4 separate regions of the Homo sapiens genome follow, and all the other regions are linked to region 4. The links are chromatin loops, found by intact Hi-C in ENCODE. Cell type or tissue: Calu3. All regions are shown on one strand.

Region 1 (8,000 bases), 620 kb after region 4:
AGACATAAAATGAATGAAAAATAGCATCCTTTGATGAATAGGACAGGATGTCATATCTTGAAAGAGGAACAGGTTATTATAAATAGTAAGAGTGAGTTAATGATTTACAAAACTGGCCCATACCATTTCCTAAGAATGTAGTGTGAAAGAAAAGTTTAGAGACATGAAAACAGAACAGAAGTTTCAATATTTTTCTAATAGTAATTATCAAAAGGAAGAATAGATTGAAGAGAGGAATATACTCAGAAAGAGAGAGAAAGAGAAAGAGAAATAACAGAATTCCTAGAAACAGAAGGAAGACAGAAGTTCTCTTATTGAAAGAACTATGTATTAAAGAGAATGAATTGAAGAATTAAACTGAGAATGAATTGGGATGATCAACAATTACAATTTCAGAATATCAGGAATGAAGAAAAAAATCTCAAAGGCCAGAAAATTAACTAGAAAGAAATGAGAATCACATTGATGTCAGCACATTGGATGCTGATAGATAAATAATTTCAAATAGAATTCTCTCTACAGCTAAGGCATTGTTCAAGAGTCAAAAAAAAAAAGTAAAGCCATTTTTGATAATTCTAGGTTTTAGAATGTTTATCACTCACCTGATTGGAAAGAATTGTCAGAGGATATATTCCAACAAAAATGAATGAAGACAGGGATCCAAGTAGCAAAATAAAAAGCAAAGCTCATTGTTAAATTATAATTATAATAATTATTATTATTGAGATGGAGTCTCACTCTGTCACCCAGACTAGAGTGCAATGGTGCACCTTGGCTCACTGCAACCTCCACCTCCTGGGTTCAAGAGATTCTCCCACCTCAGCCTCCTGAGTAGCTGGGATTACAGGCACCCGCCACCATGCCTGGCTAATTTTTGTATTTTTAGTAGAGGCGGGGTCTCACCATGTTGGCCAGGCTGGTCTTGAACTCCTGACCTCAGGTGATCCGTCCGCCTAGGCCTCTCAAAGTGCTGGGATTACAGGCATGAGCCACCGTGCCCGGCCCTCATTGTTAAATTAAGTGCAGATGTTAAAATAAAAAACTGGAATTAAATTGAGATAATTTTTTTAAATTAAACTTAAAAGTTAAATATTATCTTAAATATAGTATACACGGCAAAAAAAAATGGAACTAAAATCTCAGATGATATAACATAGGACGTAGCAAAAAAGGTAGGGATGAAGAAGGGAACAGAATGAAAATGTTCTTGTCTTACCATATGGGAGAATATGCAGCAAAAGAATAGAAGTGTTCAAGACTTTTAACAACTTCATCTCATAGAGATAGAAAAAAATGTCAAATCAACAGAGAAAATGCAGTCTTCTTTTAAAAAATCGCAGAATAATCATAAAAATTAACCTTTTATTAGGTCATAAATCTCAGCTATCCCCAAGAAAAATGACACATTACATTTACTAACCAAACTAAAATAAAACTCAAAATTAAAACGGATATGTAATCTAAATTTTTCTAAATTTTCAAAATTTTAAGCACCTTTCTACAATCTTGACTTAAAGATGAAATTGAAACGGAAAGCTGGGGTTATTTAGAAGCACTACACAAACACTGATAGTAAGCCCCTTCCTCAGTGTCAGGCCCAAACCAGGAGGTACAGGGCTTATATGGGAGAAGATTTTAGTGAATGAGAAATTGAAACTTCAAATTGGACTGTGTTAAAGCAAGCTAAATTTGGCCTGAGCATGCTTCTCAACTTTGAGTTTATAAGGAACTGCAACCTAACTTAGTTTATCAACTCACTGAAAGCCTGATTAGTAATATGCTTTTGTAACAAATAGCTGAGTCTCAGCCAATCACAGCAGCTGAGCTCTAGCCAGTCACAGGTGCCAAGTGATTAGAACAAGTTTGAATAAGGCAAACCCAGAGCTGTAACAATCAAGCTGTTGCTATACCTCACTTCCATTTTCTGTCTTAAATGCTGCCTGCCCACCTTGCTGGGCAGAGTCCTCTGAACCTTTCCTGGTTCTGAGAGCTGCCTGATTCTGGAATCGTTCTTTGCTCAATTTACTCTGTTAAATTTAATTTGTGTGAAGTTTTTCTTTCCACAACTAGAATGAACTGAAAACACTAGAAAGTTCAGGAAGTGCCCTAATTACAGTAAAGGGACAGGACAGGGAGACCCCTGAGAAAGGGAAGAAGGAAGGGAGGAAGGAAACCCAAAGCTACTACTGTTTATTCCCACTGAGCTCATCCCACTGAGTAGGCTACGTGGCTAGTTAACACATCTCCACACCCTTAAACAGATGTCAGCCATACCCTCAGTGCCTCCAACTTAAAAGTTTGTGGGCCCACACTCATTCATTATCAGACACATAAGAAAGAACATAGGATATGTGCTCCGCAATTTTTTTTTTTTTTTTTTTTTTGAGACAGAGTCTCACTCTGTCACCCAGGCTAGAGTGTAGTGGCCTGATCTTGGCTCACTACAACCTCCTCCTCCGGGTTCAGGCGATTCTCATGCCTCAGCCTCCTGAGTAGCTGAGATTACAGGCACATGCCACCACACCCAGCTAATTTTTGTATTTTTAGTAGAGACAGGGTTTTGCCATGTTGGCCAGGCTGGTCTCAAACTCCTGACTTCAGGTGATCCACCCACCTTGGTCTCCCAAAGTGCTAGGATTACAGGCCTGACATCAAATACTTAAACCACCATCACACTCGGCCTGACATCAAATACTTAAACAAATCTCTGATGTCAGAAATAATTTATATGGAGTACTGCCTGAAAAATATATAGTCTTTGATACTCTACCTCTCTAAACATAAAAGAATGATCTATCTGGACTTCTTGATAGTATAGAATCTTTACAATATATATTTTGGCAGCATAGTGTCTATCCACACTAAGGAATATTGAGATTAATTTTCTTAAGTTTCAGTATGAAGCATAGATATGCTTTACCTTAACAAATGTGTTTTTTAATCATAAAAGCAGTGTAAATTTCAGAACTGATTTCCCTCTTTGGGTCAGGTTCTAGAAATCTAAAGCCAAATTCATGACAAACTAACAAATGCATGGACCCCCACAGTAGACATTGTTTTCTTGGTTTTATTTTACTTTTCCTTCCCCCTTTTTTTTCTTTGCCTTGATATCATGACTCATTTTCTTTTGTTGTATACTACGCAATTTTCAGCTATCTCACATCTTTTTTAGAACAATGTGAGGCATAAATAAATTTTGAGAATAAAGATTTGGTGTGGTTAACACCATTCATTAACACAATGCACCAGCTACTTTATACATAGCTTTAGTCCTTCTCAGCTTTTCTAGTGTCATGTGGTGCATGCTAAATATGTAAGATCCACAATTGCACTGAATTTATAATTACGTGAGGCAAGTGTATAAATGTTAGCACTTGCTCGGCCGGGCGCGGTGGCTCATGCCTGTAATCCTGACACTTTGGGAGGCCGAGGTGGGTGGATCATGAGGTCAGGAGTTCAAGACCAGCCTGAGCAATATGGTGAAACCCCGTCTCTACTAAAAATAGAAAAATTAGCTGGGTGTGGTGGCAGGTGCCTGTAATCTCAGCTACTTGGGAGGCTGAGGCAGGAGAATCACTTGAATCTGGGCAGCAGAGGTTGCAGTGAGCCGAGATCATGCCACTGCACTCCAGCTTGGGTGACAAAGTGAGACTCTGTCTCCAAAAAAAAGAAGAAAAAAAAAAAGCACTTGCTTTTACTCTCTAAGACTGGAATGATGCAAGACCAAAAAAACTGGCAAGATGGTTAGGTCAGTTGATGTGGAAGGCTTATAATACTGCCACCACCACATGTAGTGAACACCTTAGGAGGAATCAATGGGTCCCACAAAAATCCATGAGTGTTCAGACCAAGTGCGCTGAACACCAGGACATAATGATCAGACAAGGCAGCATTTGCGCTTTAGCTCCTTTACTGCAGAAACTGTTTCTAATTCCTGAGTAGATTCTGGTTCTGGGCACAGGATTGGAGTAAGAAAGGAACTGATTTTCCTGAAAGAGGAGAAGGAAGGACACTTTCAGAGCCTTCAACATATGGCTGGTACACACTACTGCCACTGTTCAATGACTGTACTAGCCCCAGAGTTCCCTCTAGTGGTGTCAGTGCTCAAGTCACATTACCACGTGCCATGCAATATGGGACCATCCTATTTTCCTTCCTTGCAAAGCTCCCAGAATAACATGATATTCCTTCTAACAGTAATTTAAATATTTAATTTTAAATTTCCTTGGGCATTTTTAAAGCAAACAAATAGAGCTCCCACCATGTGCTAGGCACTATTCTAAGAACTTCACAAATATTAACTTGCTTAATTATCATGAGAATCCTGTGAAATAGGTACTATCATGATCTCTATTTTTTACAGATGGGAAAAGTGAGTCACATAACTTTGCAAAGGTCACATAATGAATCCATATGGTCCTCAGAACAGCATTATGGATTAGCAGGAGTAGGGAAATACACATATTCATTAAACCCAGATTTGGTAAAGTAAAACACAGAAAGTAAAAGAGTAACGTAAACCCACCAGATTGGGGTTTTGGAAACTTGGATTCAAATTCTCTCTTTGCCACTGACTAGCTGTGTAGGTGAGGTGGTCACAAACTCACTGGACTGTGAAAAAGAAACTTAAAAATTCTCTATGGCCCATCTTAGGCTTAACTGCTTATGCTTTATAATTTAAATCTGTCCTAGGAAACTGATATTTCTATAGATGACCAAACAGAATACCACACTCACACACAAGATACTTACGACAACTCTGGTATATACTTCTTCTGCAAAGTCGATGTTCTGGAATCTGTGTTCTGCAGGAAATGTGTACTTGGTCAGCCACTCCAAGAGTGGCAGGTCTATGCTACTTCCAGCAAAGGAATACTGAGAGGCATGGATGTGTGTATCAACCAGCCCAGGCATGAAGAACTCACTGGAAATTAAGATGAGAATAAAAGTATTTAATAATATCTTCAGTCATTTCCCATATTTTTAAATCACATTTTTTCCCAAGCATGATTTCACTGTTCACCCACACAGGTTTATAGGTAATGCAATCAGACAACTGTAAATTCTCCAATTATTTAGAGGTCAGGACATAAAAATGAAGCTCTGCTAGGAGAGATATAGCTTCTAGGTTGGAATGGCTGGTCGGGGTTAACCAGTGATGACGAAGGGAGGGAAAAACACAGCATTGAGCAGAAGCAAAGCAGTGGTGGCACAAGAAAGGACGGGAACTCTGATTTAATCCCATGACTTTGTTCTCACAACTGATAGTTGTAGGTCAGAGATCAAGAATGGAAGAGGAGGCCTTTAAAACTTCTAGAGCCGTGCTGAGCAATGTGCACACCAGTCACTAAGGGCAACTAAAGGTGAGAAACAGACTGGCTGCAATTTTAGACTCAGCAGTCATCTTGATCTTGTCTGACTACAAGAAACCTAGTCTTTTCCCACGTGTTACAGAAACTGAGTTCTGAAATAGAAGCAGCAAGAGCAAGCTGGTTAGGGACAGGCGATCTCAGGAGATGGACCACAAACGGGCAGTGGTGTAAGTAGTGAAGCGAAGAGGGAGTTACATATGATGCTGTGACAACCATGCTCAGGATGCTTGTGATCACTAATGCTACCACCATGATCCACCAATTAATATTCATATTTCTATTAATTCTTATAATTAGAAAGTCCTGGAAAGTGTTCAGAGGCACTACCCACAGAATTGAGGCAGTATGGTGCTAACAGACACTTCATGCTTTTCTAAAGAGCTAATGCAGTTCACCACAGTCACTATTAAGTATCCAACCTCATCCAAACAGATATTTGCCAAAAGATGGGACCCTCTACTGCCACCATTATCCTAGGTAAGTATTCAATCACATAAGCAACTTGAACTTGAAACCTAACATTACAAATAATTCCTCATGCTATCAAATCAAATGTATACATACCACCTAACTGTAAGCCAAATAAAGCCATGAGTAACTCTAAATGCTTTATTTTAAAACAAGAGCAAGGAATGGCAGACTCAGTGGTCATCTTGATCTTGTCTGACTACAAGAAAGCCTCTACATCGCATGGAAAAGACTAGCTTTTTTGTAGTCAGTTATTATAATAATGATGGTGACAGCAGCTAATGTTTCCTGAATATGTACATTCACTAGGCACTGGCACAGCGTTCTACATACATCATCTCATCTGTGGGCAGCAGTTGAGTTAAAGTGTATACATTCTGGTTTTGGCCTGCTAAGATCTGAAATCAGGTTTGACCATAAATCAGCAGTTAGATATTTGACATATTAAAAAAAAAAAAAAATTCTGTGTGACTCAGTTTCCCCTTATGTAAAATGGAGATAGTAGTAGCATCATAGGGCTGTCATGAGGATGTATTTAGTGTGTGTAAGAACAATGCCTAGATAATGGAAAGCATCAATAAATGTTATGGATGATGATGATGATGATGTAATGTTCACAAGAAACTTAGTAAGTATGAGAGTACTGTTACCCTCCTTTACATAAGGGTAAGCTAAAGCTCAGGGAATTTATGTAGCTTGAAAAAAAGTAACTGTTAACTAGTCAGCTTTGGCGCTGAGATTCAAACCCAGGCAGTTTGTCTGTAGGTTCAGTACTCTCGGTCACTACGTTCCACGTGATGGAATTGTTAATTCACTGACTATGGAAATAAAGAACTGTGACAAATTTTTAAGGACGTCAAGAAGGCAGCATTAAGTGGGCCTATAATGTGGGAAGCACTCTGAAAGGGAGGGTGGAATATGGATTTCTCTCAGGTATCAGTCACTGATCTCTCTACAATGTCAGTCCTTTGGGTCTTTGCTTTCTCTCCCGTCATAAAACGGAATAGCAGTGTAACTTCCTCATGCAGTTAAATTGTTTAACCAAATAATATTTCCCAATGTCTACTATATTTAGGAAACCGCCAAGCCCTGTGGAGAGTCCAGAGAAAAATAAGGCATATTGTCGTCAAAGACTTTATAATCTAGTTGAGGAGGTTACGGGTGAATGAGGGAGACAGAGAGGAGGAGGAAGAAAAATGAGGAGAAAGAAAAAGGAGAGGAGGAGAAGAGGAAAAGGACGAGAAAGGAGGAGGAGAAGGAGAAAAAGAGGAGGAGGAGGAAGAGGAGGAGGGAAGAAGAAGAGCAAGAAAAGGAAGAAGAAGGAGAAGGGAGAAGAGGCAGAAGAAAAGAAGGAGAGGAGGCTGGGCACGGTGGCTCACGCCTGTAATCCCAGCACTTTGGGAGGCCAAGGCGGGCAGATCACGAGGTCAGGAGATCGAGACCATCCTGGCTAACACGGTGAAACCCCATCTCTACTAAAAATACAAAAATTAGCCAGGCGTGGTGGCAGGCGCCTGTAGTCCCAGCTACTCGGGCGGCTGAGGCAGGAGAATGGCGTGAACACGGGAGGCGGAGCTTGAGGTGAGCAGAGATCATGCCACTGCACTCCAGCCTGGGTGACAGAGCGAGACTCCATCTCAAAAAAAAAAAAAAAAAAAAAGAAAGGATTCAGATTTGAGGGTCTTATATAGGTAACTCTAGAAGTTGGCGATGCCAGAGTTCTCTGTGGAAGGAAGAACAAACCAACATCTTAAGCAGCACCTTCGACTTCAGGAGTAAGACTGAGAAAGAAAAGATCAGGATCAATCTTGGCAGAGTTATTGTCAGGAGGGTAGAGGGAACCCAGGACAGAGAGGTGTCAGGGACAGTAAAGAAGAGACATTCAAGAAGGAGCAGGGCAGTGACTAGTGCCAAAAACTGCAAGGGTCAAAAATGCATGGCCTCAGGAATAATCCTAAGACCCCCAATTTTGGAAAGATTTAGCTCTTCCTTTAAAAAGTAGTCACTGAGTCTCTAGAATGTTTTTGTTACTGCACTAAGTGCTAAAAAGAGAGTGTTTGAGAAAGTCCTGTGCAGATGGAGAGCGCCCTTTTAAAATATTTGGTAGTGAAAGTTAGGATGAAGAAGAGTTCAAGTCACTTTATGTTTTTCATGTAGGAG
Region 2 (8,000 bases), 540 kb after region 4:
GGTCAACATAGTGAGACCCCATCTCCACAAAAAATAAAAAGTTAGTGTGGTGGTGCACACATTTAGTCCTAGCTACTCAGGAGGCTGAGATGGGAGGATCACTTGAGCCCAGGAGTTTAAGGCTGCAGTGAGCTATGATCATGCCACTGCACTCCAGCCTGGGTGACAGAGAGAGACTCTATCTCTAAAATAAAACAAAATAGGCAAAGGATTTCAACATAAATTTCTCTGAAAAAATGATAAGCAAATGGCCAATAAGTACATGAAAAGATGCTCAATATCATTGGTCATTAAAGAAATACAAATCAAAACCACCAAGAGATACCACTTCACATCCCTAGGATGACTATAATTAAAAAAAAAAAAAAGCCCAGTGGCTCATGTCTGTAATCCCAGCACTTTTGGGAGGCTGAGCCAGGCAGATCACCTGGCGTTAACAGTGACCTTGAGCAGCATTGGTAGTGGTTTTGGCAGCATCGCTGGGAGTGCAGCCTTCTGAATTTCTGCTCAGCAGAACCAGCAGGTCCCACAGCAGCAGCAGTCCCATCTCTAGCAGTTGAACACCAAGTGTGGGGTTATGAGCTCCAGCTCACAGCTTCATCATCACTTTCCTTCTTTTGCTCCTTCAGCCTTTTCCCTTTGGAGCCAATGTGCTGCATTAAGTCCCTCTCTCTTGACATCTCTACAGCAGTGTCTATTTTTCTGACCAGACACTCTACAATACACTTCCTTTTTAAACTATAAGTTTCAGCCTAAAGCAGGACCAGATGACATCTGGGGAAAAGCAAAGTTAAATCAAGTTCAACATTTTAATTTGTTTTGGAGTAGATATTCTAATTTATGAATTAACTATGTTTGCCTTGTAAAGTGACAGTAGGTCTCGATGTTGTGTAAGAGTGAGCTGTTAAGTCATGGGCCTACCAAGGGCTAGGAAAATCACCTTTATGGAATAATTTTACAGGAATAGTGGGAGGCTACTTTAAAATTGTGTTTTGATTGTGTCATGAGCCATGCTTTTGTAACATACTGTTTATATATGTAGACATGTGTGTTGAAGAAGTGGTCTGTCTTAATGATCAAAGTGAGAGAGCAGAGTCTAAGAGTGTGTAGTCACCAGGCTCTAAGATGGCCCCCAATGGCCTCTTTGTATTCATGAGCTTGTAAAATGCCCTCCCATATTGAATAGGGCTGACTTGTGTAATTGATAGGATATTCTGGGGGGAAAAATACACTGCAGCTTCTGCCTTGCTCTCTTGTGGATCCCTGGCTCTGAAGAAGGTCAGCTGCCTCATCATGAAGACTTTCAAGTAGGTTACGGAGATGTCCATTTGATAACAAAGTGAGGCCTCCTGCCAATCGTCATGTGAGTGAGATCCTCCAGCTTCTGTAGAGACAATGACAGCCCTGGCAAACATCTTAAAGAGATCTCGAACCAAAATCACCCAGCTAAGTTCCCCTTGGATTCCCGATCCACAGATAGTATGTGAGATAATAAATGATTATTGTTTTAGGTCTCTGAATTTTGAGCTAATTTGTTATGCAGCAGTAGCTAACTAATACAGGATAAGAGAAGAGAGGCATTGGCTCTAGGTATAGGAGACAGAGCAGAGCACACAAGGATTAGGTCCTGGCCCTGCCACATGGTGGCTATTGATCCGATTCACATCTATACAAACTGGTAAATTGAGTGTACCTGGTGAGCCCTATGGGATAGCCTGCTGTAAGTGATAATGTCAAGGGAGACCTTGATGCACTCTAGACAAGTAGAGAGGTGGATCAAGCTTATATCGGAGACTATCTTCAGAGTCCTTCTGCTACTTTGTAACTCCTCCCTGACTCCCAAGAGACATTTCGACTTACCCTCTCCTGGTGTACTGCTGCTCCTCCTTTCTTTATCTAGCTTGATAAACCACTTCACATCAACACACTCTGAGAGTTGGCTGTGAGCAAGGCCCTCAAAGATCAACAAACCACTATTCCTCTCCTGAAAGAGCCTTCCATTTATAGACTACTTTGTGTTGGGAATATATTGCATTTGCCTCTAAACTCAAAGTTAGAGGTTAATTGCAGTCTCTTTCAGCGGGACCTGAGATTCTGCATCTCCAGGAAGCTCCCAGGTGATGTTGCTCCTCCTGGTCCTGAGACCACACTATGAGTACAAGGAACTAAGGGACTCTGCAGGTGTAGGAATAAAAGATAGAACAGGGTACCCAACAAATGCATGCACTCTCAGGATGAAGGGAATTCAGTGACTCAAATCAAACTGCGTGTATAGATTCTGGTTCAACTTAGGTCCAAGATTTGTCACAGCCACCATGAATAAAACCTGCAGCATGACTTGGTCTTGTGTGTCCCTTGCCTGGGAGGCTTTCACAGAGAAATAGGTAGGATAACAAGGGGGCAAAAAAAGTTCCATTTTGTTCAGTGCATAGATCAAATATTCCAGGTTGGAAAGGACTTTCAAAGTCTTCTTCAGTCACCTAACCTGTGGTTGAATCACCCCCATGTCATCCCTACCAAGTCATTGTTCAAGCTGTGTTCAGATACTTGCAGTGATGATAAACTCACCCTTCCCAAGACAGTCCATTTCTTGTTTGGGCAGCTGTGATTGCAGAAAATTCTGTAGAACAAATAACATTGTTTTGTCTCCAAGTTACCAATGACTTTCTGAATGTTACCTTTAGAGTCATTTAAAACACATTTGTAGGCCTTTATATATTGAAAGATGGCTCCCTAATCTGTATCAAATTTTCCTTTCTACAGGTTAAATATCACCAGTTTCTTTACCTGATGCTGCTTTGTCATGCAGCTTGGTCTCAGATGATTCTTAGATGGTCCCAATGAACATATTCCAGTGTTTTCATTGGAAAGAAGAGACTCTAGATGAAGCGGGGATACAAGCAAAATTTAAAGGCAATTTTCTAGCCATAATGAGAGATATGTGTTTAAAATTCAGGATACTGAGTTCTAGAGGGTTCTAGCCACATTGGGTGAGGGCCATGCTTACTCTACACTCCCACGAAGTATACTTAGCTTTAGGCTCCTTTTACCTGAAATATGTAGGCCCAGGTGACCTCTTCTCTCAGGTAACTGTTTCTCAAAACCATGTCCTCAGAACACCTGGATTAGAATCACCTGGGGTCCTCTTAGAAATGCTGATTCATGAGTCTCACCTTAGTCCTATGAAATCAACAGCTTTTGTGGTAGGGACAGCGGAAGCTACTTTATTTTTTCTTGAGACAGAGGCTCGCTCTGTCCCCCAGGCTGGCGTGCAGTGGCGAGATCTCGGCTCATTGCAAGCTCCACTTCCCAGGTTCCGTCATTCTCCTGCCTCAGCCTCCCCAGTAGCTGGGACTACAGACGCCCGCCACCACGCCCGGCTAATTTTTTGTATTTTTAGTAGAGACGGGGTTTCACCGTGTTAGCCAGGATGGTCTGGATCTCCTGACCTTGTGATCTGCCCGCCTCGGCCTCCCAAAGTGCTGGGATTACAGGCAAGAGCCACGCGCCCGGCCAGAAGTTACATTTAAACAAACTGCCCAGGTGGTTCTGCTGAATATGAAGGGGGAGAACCATGGTTCTAGCCTGTACTCTCGGATCTCTGCTTGTCTTGCTCTTTATTGCACCAACTGAATGGGAATAATAGGAAAGCTCAACAAAGAAAAATGTCAACTGCTTCAGGAATTCTAAGAGGGAGAGCGAGGAACAGAAAAAGAAGGAGAACAAAAAGGAGGAGGAAAAGAAAAACTTTCATTCCTTTTCTTATAACCCAAGATCCCCCTTCCCTAATGTTGTAGCTCCTGCAGGTACTTAAAATTTGGCCTCAGCTGCAGCAGCCTGCGGGTGTTGGCGTAAAGGACCTCGCGCTCCCTCTAGAGGCCGACAGTAATAAGGGCAGGGAGAACTGAAGGGTAGTTGAAAGTGAGGTGAAAAGAGACGCTTGTTAACTAACTCCCTTGGCATCATTCACTCTACAGTCTTCTAGCACATCAGTTCTCAAAGTGTGGCCTGGGGAACCCAAAGAAGGGTCCACAAAGTCAAAACTATTTTCATGATAATATAAAAATTTGCCTTTTTTATTCTCATTATGAATATAGAGATTTCCAGAGGCCACATGACATGCTGCACTCCCAACAGATGGAATATAGAAGCAGATATGAGAATCCAAGCTTTTTTTTTATTAAACCAGGCATTAAAGTTATTTAAAAACAATGTAGCTGAGCGCGGTGGCTCATGCCTGTAATCCCAGCACTTTGGGAGGCCAAGGAGGGTGGATCATTTGAGGTCAGGAGTTCGAGACCAGCCTGACCACATGGTGAAACCCCGTCTCTACTAAAAACACACAAAAAATTAGCCGTGCATGGTAGTGCATGCCTGTAGTTCCAGCTACTCAGGAGGCTGAGGCAGGAGAATAGCTTGAACCTGGGAGGTGGAGGTTGCAGTGAGCCAAGATCACACCACTACACTCCAGCCTGGGTGACAGAGTAAGACTCTGTCACAAAAAATAAATAAATAAATAAAAAATAACAGAAAAAAAAGCTGCTGTTCTAGTTTTTTGAAAATATAGCTATTTCTCATTTTTAAAAAATGTTATTTATATTAACATATAATAGGTTTGTTATTACTTTTAAGTGAATGAATTAAACTTTTTGTTTTAACTTCTAATACAGTAAATATCTAAATATAATCGACATGAACAAAAACTCTGGGCTCCTCAATAATTTATTTTTTTGAGACGGAGTCTCTGTCGCCCAGGCTGGAGTGCAGTGGTGTGATCTTGGCTCACTGCAAGCTCCACCTCCCGGGTTCACGCCATTCTCCTGCCTCAGCCTCCCAAGTAGCTGGGACTATAGGCGCCTGCCACCACACCTGGCTAATTTCTTTGTATTTTTAGTAGAGATGGGGTTTCACCATGTTAGTCAGGATGGTCTCGATCTTCTGACCTTATGATTCACCCGCCTCAGCCTCCCAAAGTGCTGGGATTACAGGCGTGAGCCACCGCACCCGGCTCCTCAATAATTTTTAAGAGAGGTGAGGGGTTCTAAGTTTAAAAAGTCTGAGAATCACTGTCTTCAAACTTGGCTGCCCATTGGAATCAACATAGGAAGCTTGAAAAAAATACTGGTGCCTGGATTCCACGCCCAGAGATCCCTATATAATTGTTCTGGTGTTTAGCCAGGGTATTGAGAAGTTTTTAAGCTCTCAGGTGGTTCTAATGAGCAGCCAAGGCTAAGAACCACAGCGCTCGTCTAAGGATATTATGGATGTCAAAACAAACACGGCCATGGCTAAGGATGGAGAAAGCAAATATGGTCCATAACAGCAAATACAGACAGAAGAGCAGGAAAGAGTGGACTATCATGTTACCCCAAAAGTACAACAGGACAAAGGAGATATTTTGTAGCTCTAGTAATCAGACAAAAAGTTTTTCTCCTGCCAAGGATGTTGGATTTATTCATACACCACTGCTTCACCAGCTGGGGAAAAGGAAACTAGGTTAAAATGCCACCTAGGTGAGGATTTGAGCAGTTTGGGAGACATAAAGTAATAAAATCTGTCCACACAGCCAGACCTCAAACATAGGAATCAAACCAAAGAAATATGCAGAATGCTCTTCTGGTTCCAAAGAGTCCTGGTGAAAGCTAGGGGTGTGGGTTAGGGAGGGAGATTCAGACCCATCAGGAAACCCACCAGGGTGTGAGGGACACAGGTGAATTTTTATAGCCTCCAGCCTCTCTCAGAGGATCAATTCTTAGCATGACAAGCAGGTGCCAGGGGTGGAGGAAGTAGAGCTAAGTCCTTGGGCTTCAACTGGGTCCAGAGCTACGAAAGTGAAAGGGGTGATGATCAGACAACAGCTTTCAAACTGAAAGAGCTATCAAGCTTTCAGATAACCTGCTGCCCTTCAAAAACTTAAATGTTGCATTAGGATTTTCTACTCAGATGTTACGCCCAGATTAGGCTTTGAAACTAAACATTCAATTCAGTTAAACAATCAGCTGTACACTAATTTACAATCATGGCAGCTACTATGAAGATGGTCTGTCTCTGGGTGGAAAGAAGATAAAAGAAAAGAGAAGCTCATAACAATAGTGATAACTAATATTTATTGAGTATTTACTATACCAGGTAATGTATTAAGAACTTTATATGCAGTCTGGGCACAGTGGCTCATGCCTGTAATCCCAGCACTTTGGGAGGCCGAGGCGGGAGGATCATGAGCTCAGGAGATAGAGACTATACTGGTCAACATGGGGAAACCCCGTCTCTACTAAAAATACAAAAATTAGCTAGGCGTGGTGTTGCGTGCCTGTAATCCCAGCTGAGGCAGGAGAATCGCTTGAACCTGGGAGGCAGAGGTTGCAGTGAGCCGAGATTGCACTGCTGCACTCCAGCCTGGTGACAGAGCGAGACACCATCTCAAAAAAAAAAAAAAAAGAACTTTATATGCGTTATCTCATTTAATCCTCTCAAGAACTTGGTGGCTAGGAAATTGAGGCTAGGTGGCAGCTTGCCTACAAGATGACCACAAAGAATCTTGTTTCCCTGGAATTCACACCTTCACATAGCCTCTTCCACATTGAATCAGGTCTGGTCTGTGTGATCAATGGTATATGAAAGAAGTGACAGTGTGTGACTTCCAAGGCCACATCATAAAATGCATTGTGTATTCCATTTTTATCTCTTGGATCACTTGTTTTGGAGGAAGCTGGCCGCTGTATTGCTAGGACAATCAAACAGCCCTGTGGAGAGGCTCATGTGGAGAGGAGCTGAGGCCTAAGGCCAAAAGCCAACATTAACTTGCTAGCCACATTAGTGAGTCACCTTAGAGAGGGATCCCCCAGCCTCAGACAAGCCTTCAGATGATCACAGCCCCTGCAAACATCTAACAGCTACCTATGAAAAACCTAGAGCCATAACTGCCCAGACAAGCTGCTCCCAAATTCCTGACCCACAAGAACTTTTTTCTTTTTCAGCGTTCCTGAGAGAACTGAGCCCACACTGCCCATGGCAGTAACCCTGATAATGTACCCTTCCTTATATTGATTTTCTCCTTCCCTGCTCATTCTTCCAGTTCCCTTTCTCCTGTTTCCTGGGATCGCCTCCCATGTTCTACACCTGAGTTCTTTTCTCAGGCTCTGTTTTTGGGGAGAACCCAAACTAACACAAACATCATGAGAAGTGTGCCTTTTTAACAGATTCAGATGATCTCCTGCTAAAAGCGTATTAAACAAGGAGTTTAAATTTAGAGAACGAGTTCATCCCTATAAGGTTTTGTTGTTGTTGCTGTTTTTCCTGGCTACCAAGAAAATAGATTTAGAGATTCCTGAAAACTTCACCCAAATTGATACGCATGACTCAGTTTGATTTCATCGGTGTTTGTTACAATTTTCTTTTTTCTTTTTCTTTTTGTTTTTTAGAGACAGGGTGTCACTATGTTGCCCAGGTTGGTCATGAACTCTTAAACTCAAGCGATCCTCCAATCTCAGCCTCCTGAGTCACTGAGATTGCAGGCACAGACCACTGAACTTGTCTTTTATTGGCAATTTTCAACCATGAGTTTTTCCCACCTGCAGATTCTGACCTTGGAACTTTATTGTTAATAAAATTTCTCCCAACTTCAAGGGCAGCTGCCCTGACAATTGGGCTTTTGGCCAGCATGGCCTGTCTAGTCTTCCTGGAGTAAATTTTGACCAGAAACCAGAAATAATCAAGCTTTTAAAGAACAATTTCTAAAGAAAGACTGGCTATTTATTGACTCTTTTCTTGGGTCACCATAAAATCTTTCTTTGACTCTTAGCCAAGTCATGAATATTCTCTTGACGTCCTTGGTATCCCAGTTTTGGTCTGTGTAAAATATTACTGAACATAAAGATTTCCAGGGGAAGCTGTTGAAAATCATATTAAGATACACATAGCCGGCCCTACTTAAAAGCTGGATTGCATTGAGTAAAGTGAGCACAGATACTTTCCAACAGTCTGTCTCCAAAGGTTCTCAC
Region 3 (8,000 bases), 780 kb after region 4:
GATTAGACGCCCCTATGAAGATGGCTAATGTGTGATAGGATATGCAAGTTTGAAGCCCAGGGGAGAGATCTGGCTGGAGAGAGAGATATTTGAGATCCATCAGTAAAATCTACGCTTGAAAACGCCTTTAAACTCAATGAGACCACCTAAGGAATGAGTGAAGGAAAGAGGGATTAGGACTAAGCCCTGGGGCCCTGAGAAATTAAGGGGTAGAATAGAAAAGGATCATGGGAGCCTCTGCACTGGGGAGGTCCACCAAATACAGGCTGGAGAACATGTTGAAAGAGGCTTCCCACAGAATCTGCTACCGCAGCTGAAGTGGTTGGTAAGAAAAGGTGCTTGGAAGTGAGGCCAAGGAACAAAGTCCGGCTAGTTGGATTTTAGTCCCTATGGAACTGACACTAGGCATTGGGGCATATGGGTTTGAAGCTCAACAGGGAAATCCTGGCTTGAGATAGATTCAGGCATCTGGCACATAGGTGCAAAAAATGAGGTTAGAATGAAGAGTGAGAAAAGAGAAGAGACCACGACAGAACTTTTAGCAGGACATACATTAAAGGGAGTGGGTAGAAAATGAGAAAGAAATCTGTGAAGGATCAATTCCAGATGATTGCAAAAAAAGGAACATATTTTGAGATGCAGCAAATGCAAAGATGCTATGCCTCAACCCTGAGGATATGTTGAATAAAGTCTGTGTCATGAGAACAGAGGCACTGGAGCACAAACAAAAAAAAAGACCAAGGCTAGCAGTTTAATTCCACCGTTTATTAACTGTGTGACCCTGAACACATTACCCAACATTTTAAACTTTAATTTTCTTACTTGTGAAACATGGTCAACAGTGCGTCACTGAGCCTTGCAGAATATCCGGTACATGACCAGTATTCATCACCTCATTCTCTTCCTTCTTCCTCTTGGCTTTAACGTTTGAATCATGCTAACAGGATAGGATACAAGAAGCAGCAATACTAAAAGTAGGAGTCTCCAGGGGGAGTGAGGCTCTTGTGGTTAGAAGAGGCTATATCGGCCGGGCGCGGTGGCTCATGTGTGTAATCCCAGCATTTTGGGAGGCCAAGGTGTGCGGATCACAAGGTCAGGAGATCGAGACCATCCTGGCTAACATGGTGAAACCCTGTCTCTACTAAAAATACAAAAAAAGTAGCTGGGTGTGGTGGCAGGTGCCTGTAGTCCCAGCTGCTTGGGAGGCTGAGGCAGGAGAATGGGGTGAACTCGGGAGGCAGAGCTTGCAGTGAGCCAAGATCGCGCTACTGCACTCCAGCCTGGGTGACAGAGCGAGACTCTGTCTCAAAAAAAAAAAAAAAAAGAATAACTAGTGTCGGTGGAACTAGTGTGGCCCTTCAGGAAGGGCAGGACTCAGGTCTGTGTTTCGCAAACATTCAGAGCCATTAGACCAGTCAGTGAAGCTTAATAAAATGCAAGTTTTCAACACCCACCCCCATGTAGTCATGAGGCTGGGCAGAGGGCCAGGTGATTCTGCTAAAAGTAGTTCTCAGACCGCACGTGAAAGAGACGCTAATGTAGACACATGGAAAAAAAAAAAGAGTGCACCACCAAGAGTGCAGCGTGTTCTTGGGGTGAGATATAGGAATGTACACGGATTTATGATCTAAGCAGAGGGCTCATGTGAAAAGTCACAGGATGTAAATGAGAACAATGAGGCCCAATAAAAAAACTCTGGAATTGTGGATAAGAATGAGAAAGCAGTGAGTGTACACATGGCTTTGGTTTTAAAGATCTCCATTTCATTTTATGACTAGGAAGAGTCATAGAAGAAGAAAAAGCCATGGAGAAAGAGAGAAGCAGACAGATGTACTGGAAGGAGAATGAAAAGACAATGGAAAGGAGCAGGGGAACACTTAGGGAAATGCCTTGCCACCAAAGAGCCATGTGACCTTGGGCAAGGACCAAATGTCACTCCCTTCCCTTCCACCGTCTGCAAAGACAGGCTTGGTTAATATTCCCTGAGATCCTTGCAAGCACCCGCTTCCCATGGTTCTCAACAGTGGGAGTTGGGGAATGTAGGGGAAGTTGTCCATGAACTTTGATGGGAAAAAAAAATACTATTCCTTTATTTTCGCCCATTTCTAACTGAAACATAGCTTTTCCTTCCATAATGCATAAAAGCAGCAAGCCATGAAAATATTAGAAGTACCTGTGACTTTGTTACCAAAAAAATAGCAATAAGTTTGTTTTTGGGTTTTTGTTTGTTGTTGAGACAGAGTCTCGCTCTGTAGCCCAGGCTGGAGTGCAGTGGTGCAATCTCGGCTCACTGCAAGCTCCACCTCCCTGGTTCACGCCATTCTCCTGCCTCAGCCTCCCGAGTAGCTGGGACTACAGGCACCCGCCACCATGCCCAGCTAATTTTTTGCATTTTTAGTAGAGACGGGGTTTCACTGTGTTAGCCAGGATGGTCTCGATCTGCTGACCTCGTGGTCTGCCCGCCTCAGCCTCCTAAAGTGCTGGGATTACAGGTGTGAGCCACCACACCCGGCCAATAAGTTTGTTTTATCACAGTTGTGCAGATACCTCCAAATATCATTTATGCTCACCAACACTTGAAAGTTACAGTAGTTATTATAGGCAACACTTTATCTTATTTAATACATTATTAAAGAAGCACATGTATTATATCTTTTAAAAATATTTTTATATTTCTTGGTAATCATATACATACTATTTTATGTATAGGACTATTATTATAGTGGGAGCCTTTAGAATGAAGATTCAAAAATACAGGGGACATTGTCCATTTTATTGCTTAGGTCCAATACAGTATGGACTATGTGGAAATATGATTAGACAAAAATGGAATGATCTAATGCCGATAGACTGAGTAAGGCCTGTCTGTCTAGATTCTTCTTGGCTTCTCTGTGCAGTATTCTTTCCTTCTGTATATGGGGCAGGATCATCTCTGAAATGGGGGTCTTATGACCAAGAGTCAAACAAGATAAGCCAAATAATTTCTTTATGGCCAGTTTTTATACAGAAAGGCAGAGGGGTAGATTAGAGTAATATTTTTAGGTTTTATGACTAGCTTTAGGGAAAAGGAGTTCTGGTTTCACATAACCCAGGGGTCCCCAATGCCAGGGCCACTGACCGATACTGGTCCATGGCCTGTTAGGAACCGGGCCACACAGCAGGAGGTGAGTGTGGGTGATCAGGCATTAGCGCCTGAGCTCTGCCTCTTGTCAGATCAGTGGTGGCATTAGATTGTCGCAGGAGGCCAAACCCTATTGTGAACTGCACATGGGAGGGATCTAGGTCGCGTGCTCCTTATGAGAATCTACATAATGCCTAATAGTCTGAGATGGAACAGTTTCATCCTGAAACCATCCCCACCTCACTCCGTGGGAAAATTGTCTTCCATGAAACTAGTCCCGGTCCCTGGTGCCAAAAAGACTGGGGACCGCTGCTGTAACCCATGTTGGGGAAGAGGGATGTTCGTTTCCTTGGCTGGCCTCAGGGGAGAATGTGACTGAGAGATAGGAGGGCAGGAGAGTGACAGAGAAAAACTTCTGCTTCTGAGGTCTCCATTTTGGGGTATTATTTTCTGAGCCCCAACATATGTGATCCTTCCACATCGTTTCTAACATGGCAGCTTCCAGGTAGCCTGGCTCCTCACATGGTAGCTCGGGGTTTTTAAGTGAGGGTCCTGAGAGAGAGGAAGCCGTACAGAAACTGCACCGTGTTTATGACTGAGTCTTGAAAGTCATATATGTCACTTTCACTGTGCTCTGTTAGTTGAGGCAGTCAGGAAGCCCTGCCCAGGCTCACAGGGAGAGTACCTAGACTCTACCCCTTGTCGGGGAAGTACTAAGCTTCTGGGAAACATATGACCCAAAATGTGTTTAGGGCCATTTCTATGAAATACGGTCCGCTACACGGTCATCTATGGGGCAGATGGTCCCAGGCATAACCAAGGTTCACTCCCTTCTGGATGCTCAGCCTACCCTGAATTTCACTCACAGCTCAACCTTGTCTTCGAATGCCAATCACCCGTTCTCGTTCTCATCCTGCCTGCAGAGCGCATCCAGCCTGTTTCCCAGCTTATTTATGTTGTGTTTTGATCTTGAGCATTTGAAACGTTCTGTTGCAATGATCCCATCTCCAGCTCACTCTCCCTATTTCTCTTTCTGGTAGAACCAAAGTGGGCCTGTTTGAATCTCACCAGCGCATCCCATATTCTAGCTGTCTGAATTATATTTACCTGAACAACTGGCCCTCCCTGCTGAGAACGCGCTAACCTCTGGATCTCGGGCCTGAGGCTTCCCCTAAGCCCTTCAGCACATCCTTTGCCTTCCCGACGCGATTCCCTGAGTGCTTCTGCCATCTGGTGGCCAATTGTGGTAACTGCACTCTACAGTCCAAGCTGATAGTTGCCCTGGCTCTTTTCCTGGACCTATCAGGCCAAGATGTTCTACTTACTGTCTCTTTAAGTCCTGTAATCCCAGCACTTTGGGAGGCTGAGGCGGGAGGATCGCTTGAGCCCAGGAGTTCGAGACCAGCCTGGGCAACATAGCGAGATCCCATCTCTACCAAAAAACAAAATTTAGCTGGGCATGGAGGTGAGCGCTTGTAATCCTAGCTACTCAATAACACGGCCTGTGAAGGAGGTTAGCAGTCTGACTGAGGAGGACAAAGTGTAAAATGTAGGTTAAAAAATAAGGAGTGAAGATGAGGGAAGATGATTCCTGAGTCCTAGTAAATTCACCTGACCCAGTAGGCTACATAGCTCTTAAGTTCAAAAAACAAGTGGGAATTGTGTTTGCACTGTTGAGGACCACAGCTGGATTCTATCCTAGCCACCCAGCTGACTAGCTTGGCAAGTTGCCTAACTTCTCTCATCAACATTGTTGTGATTGTAATATTTACTCATGTAATTGTTCTGATAATTAAATAAAATGCCTTATGAAAGGCCAGACGCGTTGGCTCATGCCTGTAATCCCAGCACTTTGGGAGACCAAAGCCGGCGGATCACTTGAGGTCAGGAGTTGGAGACAAGCCTGGCCAAACTGGTGAAACCCTGTGTCTACTAAAAATGAAAATAAAAATAAATTAGCCAGGTGTGGTGGTGCATGCTTGTAATCCTGGCTACTTGGGAGGTTGAGTTGGGAGGATTGCTTGAACCTGGGAGACGGAGGTTGCAGTGAGCCGAGATTATGCCACTGTACCCCAGCCTGGGCAACAGAGTGAGACTCTATAAAAAAAAAAAAAAAAGTACCTTATGGAAAACACCTAACCCAGGAACTCGTTTCTTGTGAGGACTTGCTGCCTGGTTCACAGATGTTGGCTTCTTACTGTGTCCTCACATGATAGAAAGGGCTAGCCAGTTCTCTGGGGTCTCTTTTATAAAGGCACTAATCCCCTTCATTACCTAATCACTTCCCAAAGGCCCCACCTTCTCATACCATGACCTTGGACGCTGGGTTTTAACATGTGAATTTTCAGGAGACACAAACATCTGTACTATAGCAATCCACATGTCACCAATCTTCTAATATTGCTAGTTTCACACCCTTGGTCAACAAACCATGCCATCCTCCCCTAGCCGGAAGTCTATGCATATCTGAATCTCGGGCCACTTCTTCCATACACAGTGAACAACCAAGTGTGCCGGTTGCAGCTCTGTCCACTGAGAGGATTTCCCCCACACTCTGTCCTTAAGGTCAATACTGAATGAGACTATAATGTGGCAACTGTCCATTTTCTCCTTCCCTTCATATGCTAAGCCAAACCATCTGTGAACCAGATGCAAGAGTTTTCCTCTTCCACCACTGGATCATCCAGAAGCTGTTGTAAGGCCATGTGTGTGAACTGAGGAAGAGGCATTAGTGCCACAAAAGTGACATACCCTCTGGAGCTGCTTGGGCCTGATCCTTATGAACGATTTTTCATCATACAATAAATTACGAAAGTTCCTTATGATTCAGTGGTTATGACGATGCCCCATCCGTGGTGAGCATCTCCATTCTCATCGCCACTTGACAACCTATAGTTAGATACTCAGTCTCTACAATGGCACAATAACCCTCATCGAGCTTCTTTTCCTATAGTGCATGGTTCTCTGCTTCAGAAGGCATGACTGTATCCAGAATACTGTGGGTCTCTGCTGTGCCTCCCCTATTGGAGCTTGCCGGAGACTGAGCAGCATCCTTTCCACCATGGGTACCTCTAGCACCATTAGGCCTGCTGGGTCATTTAGCACAAGACTCAGGGCAGACTGCAGCACGACTCTAACCTGCTATAAAGTCCTTTCTTGCCCTGGTCTCCACTCAAAATTGGCTGCATCTGAAATCCAAAGATGCTGAACAACCACTAATCCTCTTTGTGGTGGAGGGTACACGATGCTATGATTTCTTTCTCTCCTGGAGATATGTGGGTGTCCCAGCATATCTCTAACAACTGGGCCCCTAATAACTTCACCAATACAGCAGCCCCCTGAATCTTTTTCATTTTATCTTGGACCCCATATGTCTAACTAGAACATCCACAGTCTTTGCTACTTTCTGTTCCCCAGATCCAATTAACATAATATCAATGAGGTAACAGACCATCATGATATGCTGCAAAATGTCAAGATGATCAAGGATCATGAAGACTATTTTATTTCAGAAATTAGGATGCTTAATACAACCTTGATCCAATTCAGTGAAGGTACATTACTATACTTCCCACATTAATGTGAACTCTTTTGCTCACCTTTACTGACAGAATGGGGGGAAAAGTATTCTCCAGGTTAATAACCAAATACCAAGTACCAGACCTGTTACAGTAAAGATGCCACATATAGTGGAGCAGCTATAATTGGGGCCATTTGTATAAATCTATGGTAGTCCACCTTTATTGCTACAGCCCATTTGGTTTTTACAGGGGTCGTGCAATTGAATTGAACAGGGATATGATGGCTCTCCTTTAAACTTTGCAGCTGAAATCCTGTATCCAACAGCCCTAGACAGGGTTCACAATAGAAACTTCCCCAGCATGTAGTTCTGTTTGGGGGAGAATTAGAGGACCACGTATTATATATACTTGCTGGAGAGCTGTAGAATCCTCCCTCCAAGGACCCACAGTCCTTTTTTTTTTTTTTTTTTTTTTTTTGAGATGGAGTCTCATGCTGTCGCCCAGGCTGGAGTGCAGTGGCACGATCTCGGCTCACTGCAAACTCTGCCTCCCAGGTTCACGCCATTCTCCTGCCTCAGCCTCCCGAGTAGCTGGGAGTACAGGCGCCCGCCACCATGCCCAGCTAATTTTTTGTATTTTTAGTAGAGACGGGGTTTCACCGTGTTAGCCAGGATGGTCTCAATCTCCTGACCTCGTGATCTGCCCGCCTTGGCCTCCCAAAGTGCTGGGATTACAGGCGTGAGCCACCGCGCCCAGCCCCATAGTCCCTTCTAAGTGGACTTTGGGTCTGAAAATTACTCGAATATGAAAACAAGGATAGAGAGAATTTATAGTGGTAACTAACATCAGTCTTTCTCTCATCATTTCTTTTTTTTTTTTTCTGGCTATAACTCAAGCATCACCCTAGTTGGCTACCCATCTGCCTCACCTCTAAGAACACCAAACTCTGTGAACCATCATTATAGACTCTTGCAGGTCAAGGTGCTCTACTTGACACTCCACGCTTACTGTTAATTATGATAATTTTGTCTCCATGCATCTGATGCAGATGCTTAAGCACTGCCACTGGTCTCTGTCATTCTGAAATCTTACTGTTCCCATTGACACCAGAAAAGAGATCAGTTTTGCAATACCACCTAAGATTATCAGCCCTAACCTACAGAGGACAGACACCCCTGAGCTGTCAGTGATTCTGGCGCCCCTCACCAGCACATTCCTTATCTCTTTGATAAAAAGAGTACCCCTGGGCCCTCTTTGAAAACCTAGTCGGCAATAAGTAGTCTTATGCAATAAATCCATTCTATCACGCCGTCTTCTCTGAGCCTACTAACCTCCTCCTCTGTACATCTCCACCTCCT
Region 4 (8,000 bases):
GCTTTTGTATTTTAATCTTTAAGCATTTTCAACTACTAAATAACAATGACACGCAAGTCCCAGATTATGGTTTTTTTCTCCTGGTCTAACCAATACTATCTTCCAGCAGACATAGTGACTCCATATATTTTGTCAGTAGTCATTGGACTACAGAGGTACAAGTTTTGCTTCACAAATTAAAGATCTACACTCTAATTTTCAAGACTTATGATACATAAGAGGGAATGAAGCTTACAAGCAATATAAGATTATAACTCCCTATTCCAATATGTTTTATTTTTCACCATTCCAAATTGTTCATACCCCCCAATGCAGCCCCAGCCAGATGGAATACAGGATAAGCAGATAAATTAAAAGTACCAAAAAAGATAAGACCATCTATCCTCCCTTCTCCAGCACCTCAGGTCATAGCTGATGAACGTAGTTAGAGTGGGGGCATTCAAATTTTATGAAATTATCCCTACACACAAAGGCCTTCTCAGCATCCAGTGTGACCCAAAGCAAAGTTGCTAAGTCCCTGGGGATTCCTGTGTACCTTTTTCAGGTCAGGTCTTTTACCAAAGAAAGGAGTCCAGATATCTTAATTACGTACAAATTATGGACGCATCTACATGTCCCTGGCAATGCCTTCTCCTGCCAGGTTAGCCAAAGTATGCTATCATACAATATTCTCAGAATTGTTTTCCAGTTGTCTGTGTCTATCCATAGTCCTGCTGTAGGCATAGCGCCACTCTAGATTAGAACAGTTTATGAGGAGGCCTGTCTTCCCAGCTGGGTGATAAGTGCCACAGGACCAGAATCAATGCTTAATGCATGGACTTAACCCTGTGTCTCTTCTAGTGCTTAGTGCACAATAAGCAGTCATTATTCATTCATTCATTCAAATTATTGACCAGCACTTTACTGTGTCCTAGATCCACAGAGAGGAAACTTCTCTATCCCCAATCTCTAGAAGTCAGCTAAACTATTAAGAAAAATAGATGCATAAAGCATGATTGCAAATGACCAATATAATAGCAGTCTCACAATATAATTTTAACTTTTAATACTAAAAAACCTGCACCTAGTATACTGATAGCAACAGGAGGCAGCCAAATGCCTAGGCAGATAGGGGCAGGTACCTGGTGAAATGCCACCTCCAAGCCAAAGACAGTTTAAAGCCTGAAAGCCAAGGTCCAAGTTAAATCCTCAGACCGGATTGAGAACTTGTCTTCCTGTTTGGCGCACTTTCCTCTGATTCATCCCCACCCTTCACCTATTTTACATATACCTACCCTTTCCTAGTTGGGTTTCTATACTGTCGTGTCTACCTTTGAGTGACACCTTCACTTTAGCCTTTTTTGCATACTCACAAACCAGTCAGCACACACTTCCATCCTGTGCCTATAAAGACCACAGACTCAGTTGGTAGAGGGGAGAGACGGCCTGACTTTGGGGAAGAGTCGGCCTGACTTTGGAGAAGAGACAACCTGACTTTGGGGAAGATGACCTGCCCTTCCTGGCCCCTCTCCAACTGCCCTCTCTGCTGAGAGCCAATTTCATTACTCAATAAAATTCTCCTCCTTCACCATCCTTCAATAATCCATGTGACCTCATTCTTCTTGGATGCTGGACAAGAGCTTGGGACCCACCGATTGTGGGAACCCAGGAAAGACTGTCACACTGGCCCTTTGCCCTCTCCAGTGGAGGGCAGCTGCCCCACATGATGAGGCAAGGGGCCAACTGAGCTGCTAAGACACTGCCATCCATCAGGCTGAGGATGGTGGAACTCAGGAAGCATTGTAACACCCCCTCTGGGGCTTTAGGGTCATAGGCACTTGGGCACCATTGCATTCTCCTCAAGGTGACACACCTGGTCTGGCCACGGGCCCCACATGGAGCTTGCTCCTGTGTCAGTGCCCAGTGTGTCTCGCCAGATCCCGCACTCACTTGCCCACGTGCTTCCTCCCACAAGGGGTTAAGCACAGCAGGCCGAGTAGACAGGGTGCCCCTCTGTGAGTCCAGTGAAGAGGCTGAGAAACATCCTGTGTCAGTACAAGCTCAGTTATGAAAAATCATGCATGAAAGGCAAAACAGAATATAAAATGCTAAAAAGTTGTTATTTCAGGTTTTCAAGATTATGGGCCATGTTTCTTTTCATGTAAAAATATTTCTACAATGTTTAGGTTTTCTAGCATAAACACATATTATCTTTGCAGTAAGATGAAAATATATGAAAAATAAAATTGTCATAATGTAAGCAGGGATGTATATAAAAACCTAGAGAACTATAAATTGTTCAGAATTATTGACATAGATGGGAGGAAACATCAGGTGTCAGGAAATGCTATAGAACAATTAGAATTGCCTTCATCTGGACATCTTTAAATTGTCAACTATTTACGATAAATCCACTTACTAGCCTATTGGAATAATTTCTTGGAAAATTTACCCTCTCTAGCCAGGTCTTATAAAACCAGACAAGCTAGAATATCTCATCAAATTGCTTTACTGAATGGATAAATATACTATAGCCATCTTACCTGAAAACTTCCCTACACTGGAGAGCAACTAGCCATCACTGTGATACCTCCAGTAACCTAGTTCAAATTTATATTTCCTAAATTCCTGCTTGCCCAGGATCTAGATAGAGTCAGACAACCTTCACCAGGAAGGTTAAGCAAATCACCTAAAACTTGGGGTTCATAAAGATGACAAGCTATGAGGCACCCACTAGTACAAGCATACAAGCATTCTCACCTCATTTCTAGAGCAGGACAATCCTTTCAAACTTTTAAGTCCAGACAAATAAACAATGCAAACATCCTTTGGCTCTAAAGTGAGGAAACTGACATGAAAAAAAAAATCTAAATAGCATAGAGATAACCCTTCCCAGTACTCCATTGAAAATATTTAAAATTCCCTGATTTCTCACAAATCACCCTAAAGAACTGACTCAAGTAACCAAACACTACTTGTTCCCCAATAACCTATGGAAATTAAAAAACAAATAAATAATTTTAAAAATAAAAAATAAATTTCCCTGATTTCAAAATAGTGATTTACATGCCATAATTTTGCCTAAGTTTGCCAATTAGGAAAGCCAGAAGAGTTAGGGCTTAAGAAGCTGAAATTGTGCAACTATTGTTCATGTCTAAGACGTATTGTAAATCTGAATGCATCTGTGGAGATCCATGTTTACATTGTGTGGTTTCCCTTACAGGCAGCTAGGGTCCTTTGCTATGTTTTACTGAGAAGGATCAACTTCCAATTAATAGCTTAATGCACACCTAAACTTATCCTGGATAATAAGTAGTGTGAATAATTTGCAATTAACTAAAGCCTTTGAATGGCATATTCCTTGAACTTTGTACTCTGAGATTGGTTCGGAATTTATTGAGACGAATGTCTCATCAAGACTGTAATTTCATATTTAGTCTCCAGATGTCACTGTCTGCATTATTTATTTCAGCCCACTTGGAAACACACACACACACACACACACACACACACACACACACACACACACAACGGAATTAACAGAGCTTCTCAACATCAGTTCTCTGAGTAGACAGAGGTCCAGCTAGTTTAACTCGATCAGCTGGCTTAACATTTTCTTGTTTTCCAGCAAAGCAATAACTCAGACTACTGTTAAGAGTGAAAATGTCTCTTATATACTTAGTCTGTCAGCAATGAACCTTTTGACTTTAATTAAATAACTTGGGTCTGACAACATAATGGAGGAATTATATGTGGGCATTACAGCATCATGCATATCATTCACATGGCTTTTTACAGTCTCATTTCCTTCACTGAAAAGGAGAAACAGCTCAAGTGCATGCTGGCCAGTGAATCAACATGCAGAGATTCTTGGGAGAACTTGTAGTAGATTCATTTCTAAGGCCCTTTAGGGAAAGAAACTTCATCCTCCAGATCCCAGGGACTTAGGTTTCTGATATGTGTCATAGAGAGAAGAGAGCTCTGTCATAGAGAACTGTAGAAATGTGTATCTCTAAATTGGATCAAGGAGCCGTTGTGACTCTCGATTCCTGACTTGAATGATAATTAGGAGAGAATATATATGTGGAACAGCCTTAATTTTTTTCACTAGCATGTGATATTTTGGATAACAAATTGGGTGGCCCTCCTTATGCTCATTAGTATTTAGTAATAATTCTCTTTCCTAGGTAAAGTGTGGGGTATTCTCTCTCTCTCTGTCTGTCTCTCTCTCTCTCTTTTTAAGGTAGTAATGCACAAGAGAAGTAGTGATAGCTGACCACGTCTGGATGTGACGGCCCAGAGTCAGGCAAACTCACATCCAGACCACTGTCATCAGACCTTGCTCTTAGCTATCCTCTAACATGGAAACAGCTCAGATTCACCATACATATTTTACCCAGGCAGAGCCTGGAAAAGTATAAAGTATTTTCTCTTTTATGATTCCCAAATGAGGAAATAGACAGAACTTGCCTAAGAATCTCCATGTCACCTATTGAACCTGAATACCCAAAGGATCTCATTTCTTTCTTTTTTTTTTTTTTTGAGACAGAGTTTTGCTCTTGTCCTCCAGGCTGGAGTGCAATGGCACCATCTCAGCTCACTGCAACCTCCGCCTCCTGAGCTCAAGTGATTCTCCTGCCTCAGCCTCTCAAGTAGCAGGGATTACAGGCACCCACCACCACACGCGACTAATTTTTTTTTCTTTGTATTTTTAGTAGAGACGAGGTTTCACCGTGTTGGCCAGGCTTGTCTCGAACTCCTGACCTCAGGTAATCTGCCTGCCTCAGCCTCCCAAAGTGCTGGGATTACAGGCATGAGCCACTGCGCCCAGCCGGGATCTCATTTCCACCAACCAAAAATGTCATTGTTTGGGGGGAAAAAATAGCTTATACAATGAATGACCATTCCCACCTCCACCCCCGAAAGAACACGATGCCTGAGTCAAATTTCAAAAGCAAGAGACCTGAATGGACCACAATCAAAAGATGGTGGGAGGGACACGATCATGTACAAGACAGGCATTGTGGACAGGAAGAGGATGAGCAGTAGCATGCCCAGGTAGAAGTTATTTGATCTGGAAGCTTTGAAGACCCTGGCCTCAGGAACATTGCAGCACATAACGGCCCAGCACTGGAAGTACATGGATGTATGGAGTCGAAGGATATTGATGCCTGGGAGGCTGGGAGCAAAGAAGGAGCCCATCCTAGAAAGAAAACAGAACTCTGCTCAGTTTTGAGTCTTTACTCCATAACAAAGTCACACTGCACCTGTTTATTTGACATCATGCTTCTTTTCCAAAGGCAGAAAATACACTGCCACTTTCAACCAGACAAACCCTTTTCATAAAGAAACTGCACTTATCTATTTCCAACTTCTAAACACATTTTGCCACTTTCCCCATTATTGTAGGAATTGCATATCATAATTATTTCATAGAAAGGATGCTGTAACTAACTATACCTACTATCATTAGTGAATTTAAACTACAACAGAGTAAACAATATTTACAATTGTTTTACTTCTTTCTTCTAATTCTAAAATAAACTTTCCCCAACACTTATATCATTGACTAATACACCTATAAATATAACTTGTTAAAAATAATTAACCCTTAAAGTCACTTCTTCTACTCAAAAAAACTGTACATTTGCATTAATCACTTCTGTCATGAATAATTAGTTTTTGCTTAATGACAGGAGGTCAAGGTTGCAGTGGGCCACGACTGTACAAATGAAAAAAGTTTTTTGCTTAATGAAAGAAAAAAATTAAAATAAATTTTCTCTTTCTGATGTTGATCATTTTCTCTTTGTAGGTGATATGGTGTTTTAAAGCCAATTGCAATGATGTGTTTGTGCCTCCTAAAATAGGGTTTTATTGAAAATTTATAACTAGCTTATAGGTTTTTGAGATGAAAATTCCACACATTTATTTAAATTTAGTTTATCTGTTTACTTTCTTACTTTAGCTTGTCTTGGGAATTCTCTGCTTTGTGCATCTGAGTTTTTATAAGCATTTTAAAATACTACTTTTAGGTGGGAACAACTTAGGTGTGGTCACTTTTACTTGATGGCTTAGTTGATTATTTCAACAAAATAAGTTTCACTCTTCTTGGATGAGAAAATTCATTAGCACCATAAATCAATATAAATAGCAATTTATTATTTCAAAATCAAAAAGAAGATATATGTGCACTTATTTTAAAAATGTAAGGGGAGCCCTGTCTTTTAAACTGTCCTATCTATAATGAAGCCCTCAACATTTATAGCTAGGTTTAGCATTTTGTACTCCCTGAATAGTTGTTTAGCCAATCCAACGTAAATTTGGTTCATTATAGAGACATTTTTAATTTAGATGAAGAAATTAGTTTCCACTATAATTGAACTTTTGCCAACCCAAAGTTAACTCATTTATTTGAAAAGTGGAATATTGTCACAATTTGGGCTGTCTTGTTGACAAGATTTCGGACAATAGATACGAATGATATTTTACCATAATGAATTGAACAAAGACTTTGTAGGAAGTTAAACTATTTTTTTCTAATGAGAAGACAGATTTTAAAACAATACAGTATACTTTTGTTACAGGACAGCAAGAGAGAGGGAACGCCAAAAAAGTGAGCAAGTAAGCAAGTGATAGTCCCAGCTAATGGGTTAGAATTGCAAAGCACTAGATTATACTCCCCAATACCAATACATGTTGATGTAATACACTTTGAGTCTTCCTAAAAATCAGGTGGTGACATCACTTGTTTTGGCCAATAAAGTATGAATAGAAATTAGGTCCTTACTGCTGGGTAGAAACTTTAAAAGTCCTGTGTGGTTTTCCTTCTCTTCATTCTCTGCTAGTGTGATAGCAATGTTTCAGATGGATCCTATTCCATCAGTCTGGGTCTCTAAAGTGAAGGTAAGTTCTAAGAGCAAAGCTCTTCTTCCACCCCACATTGAACATGTTCCTTTTATGAGCTGCTACGATTTTGAGGTTGTTTCATTGCTGCATAACCTGATCAATTCTAAAATATAATTTTGCACGTAATTCAAAATCGAGACTTGCCTAAAACCACATATATTTGTACCTATATACGTGCACATTGTTTGTATGTATATGCTTATTATTTGTGTATACATCTATAAATAAATTTCAAAATTTCAAAATAAGTATCACAAAGACATTTTAAACAAATAACTCAAGAGCCATAAGCTAGAAAAATAAGTCCTGGCATAATAATATCCGAATGTTAATGCTCATCCTATCTTTACTCATGCATTACTAATCAGCTCGGCTCACTAAGTCCCTTACCCAGGCATGATCCCATCATCTGTCAGTAAAAATCATTGTAACACTTTAGCCTTATAAAATTCTTTTCTTCCTGGAAGATCAAAGAAAATGAAAGCTTCTTTTATTTAACTCTCCTTATTACATCAGCGACATGTACATGTCAGGTAAATTATTCACATCTGATCAACTGAGAAAGTGAAGAAAAAAAGGTGATAAACCTGGCGGGAGAGTACCCAGTGAAGCAGTGTTGGAGCAATGTCCAAAACTCATTTTCTCTCTCACTGTGTGTTCTCTGCCATTTCTCAATATCCTGCTATGATAAAGATATTCTGTGCTTTCATCATTTAAAAATATTAGCACAGAAACTATCATGTGTATTTCAAAAAATAAGTGCGTAAATAAAGGTTACTAATCATTCAACCAAATCATAGCAAAATGGATTTTATCTATAAATGTTGATGTTAACAACATCTGCGTAAATAACCTCCACTACTCAGCGATTCCTAAAGGAGTAATTCAATATCTCCAGTCACAAGCCAATGGAATTGAATAAAACATCCCCGTACATTTTTAATTGTTTCTGTAGAAAATGGTTAAGCTCAGGCATTATATCCTCATGCTTCATAAAATAATGGAACGATTGTGTGTGAGGACCTTTGTGCAGAGTCAGCCTACTAATTTTACATTACACCTGCCCCACACCTCCCTCTACATGACATCCCCCTCCCTCATCAGCCTCCTAGGGT

Evidence for each region. Hi-C counts contacts between places; a loop is a spot of excess contacts. Peaks named below come from ENCODE experiments on the same cell type or tissue, not always from the same donor. Only the 100,000 strongest peaks of a DNase experiment are listed, where the experiment ranks them.
Region 1: a loop joins it to region 4, with 3 times the contacts of the local background. A loop is called at or near these places in 9 of 110 quality-filtered maps.
Region 2: it touches region 4 in a loop (14-fold over the local background); 100 of 110 quality-filtered maps call a loop at or near these places.
Region 3: it touches region 4 in a loop (10-fold over the local background); 55 of 110 quality-filtered maps call a loop at or near these places.

What each region holds. Positions count from the first base shown.
Region 1 is chr9:72,199,495-72,207,494 of GRCh38, reverse strand. It overlaps GDA (guanine deaminase), which reads right to left. Exons shown (of 14, transcript NM_004293.5): 3 at 4,753-4,924. Among named protein-coding and RNA genes, the nearest start is that of GDA, 54 kb to the right of the region's middle. RefSeq lists a silencer at 4,006-4,165. In Calu3, CTCF peaks have their summits at 3,880 and 4,081 (motif pointing left); a DNase peak (open chromatin) is centred at 4,084.
Region 2 is chr9:72,276,979-72,284,978 of GRCh38, reverse strand. No RefSeq gene overlaps it. Among named protein-coding and RNA genes, the nearest start is that of LINC01504, 24 kb to the left of the region's middle. In Calu3, a CTCF peak has its summit at 3,856 (motif pointing left); a DNase peak (open chromatin) is centred at 3,858.
Region 3 is chr9:72,035,493-72,043,492 of GRCh38, reverse strand. It overlaps LOC101927108 (a long non-coding RNA gene), which reads right to left. Exons shown (of 5, transcript XR_001746719.1): 2 at 7,974-8,000. Among named protein-coding and RNA genes, the nearest start is that of C9orf57, 21 kb to the left of the region's middle. In Calu3, a CTCF peak has its summit at 4,361 (motif pointing left); DNase peaks (open chromatin) are centred at 1,482 and 4,332.
Region 4 is chr9:72,818,024-72,826,023 of GRCh38, reverse strand. TMC1 (transmembrane channel like 1) reads right to left here. Exons shown (of 24, transcript NM_138691.3): 20 at 4,943-5,182. Among named protein-coding and RNA genes, the nearest start is that of LINC01474, 52 kb to the left of the region's middle. In Calu3, no CTCF peak of the experiment used is centred here; a DNase peak (open chromatin) is centred at 3,483.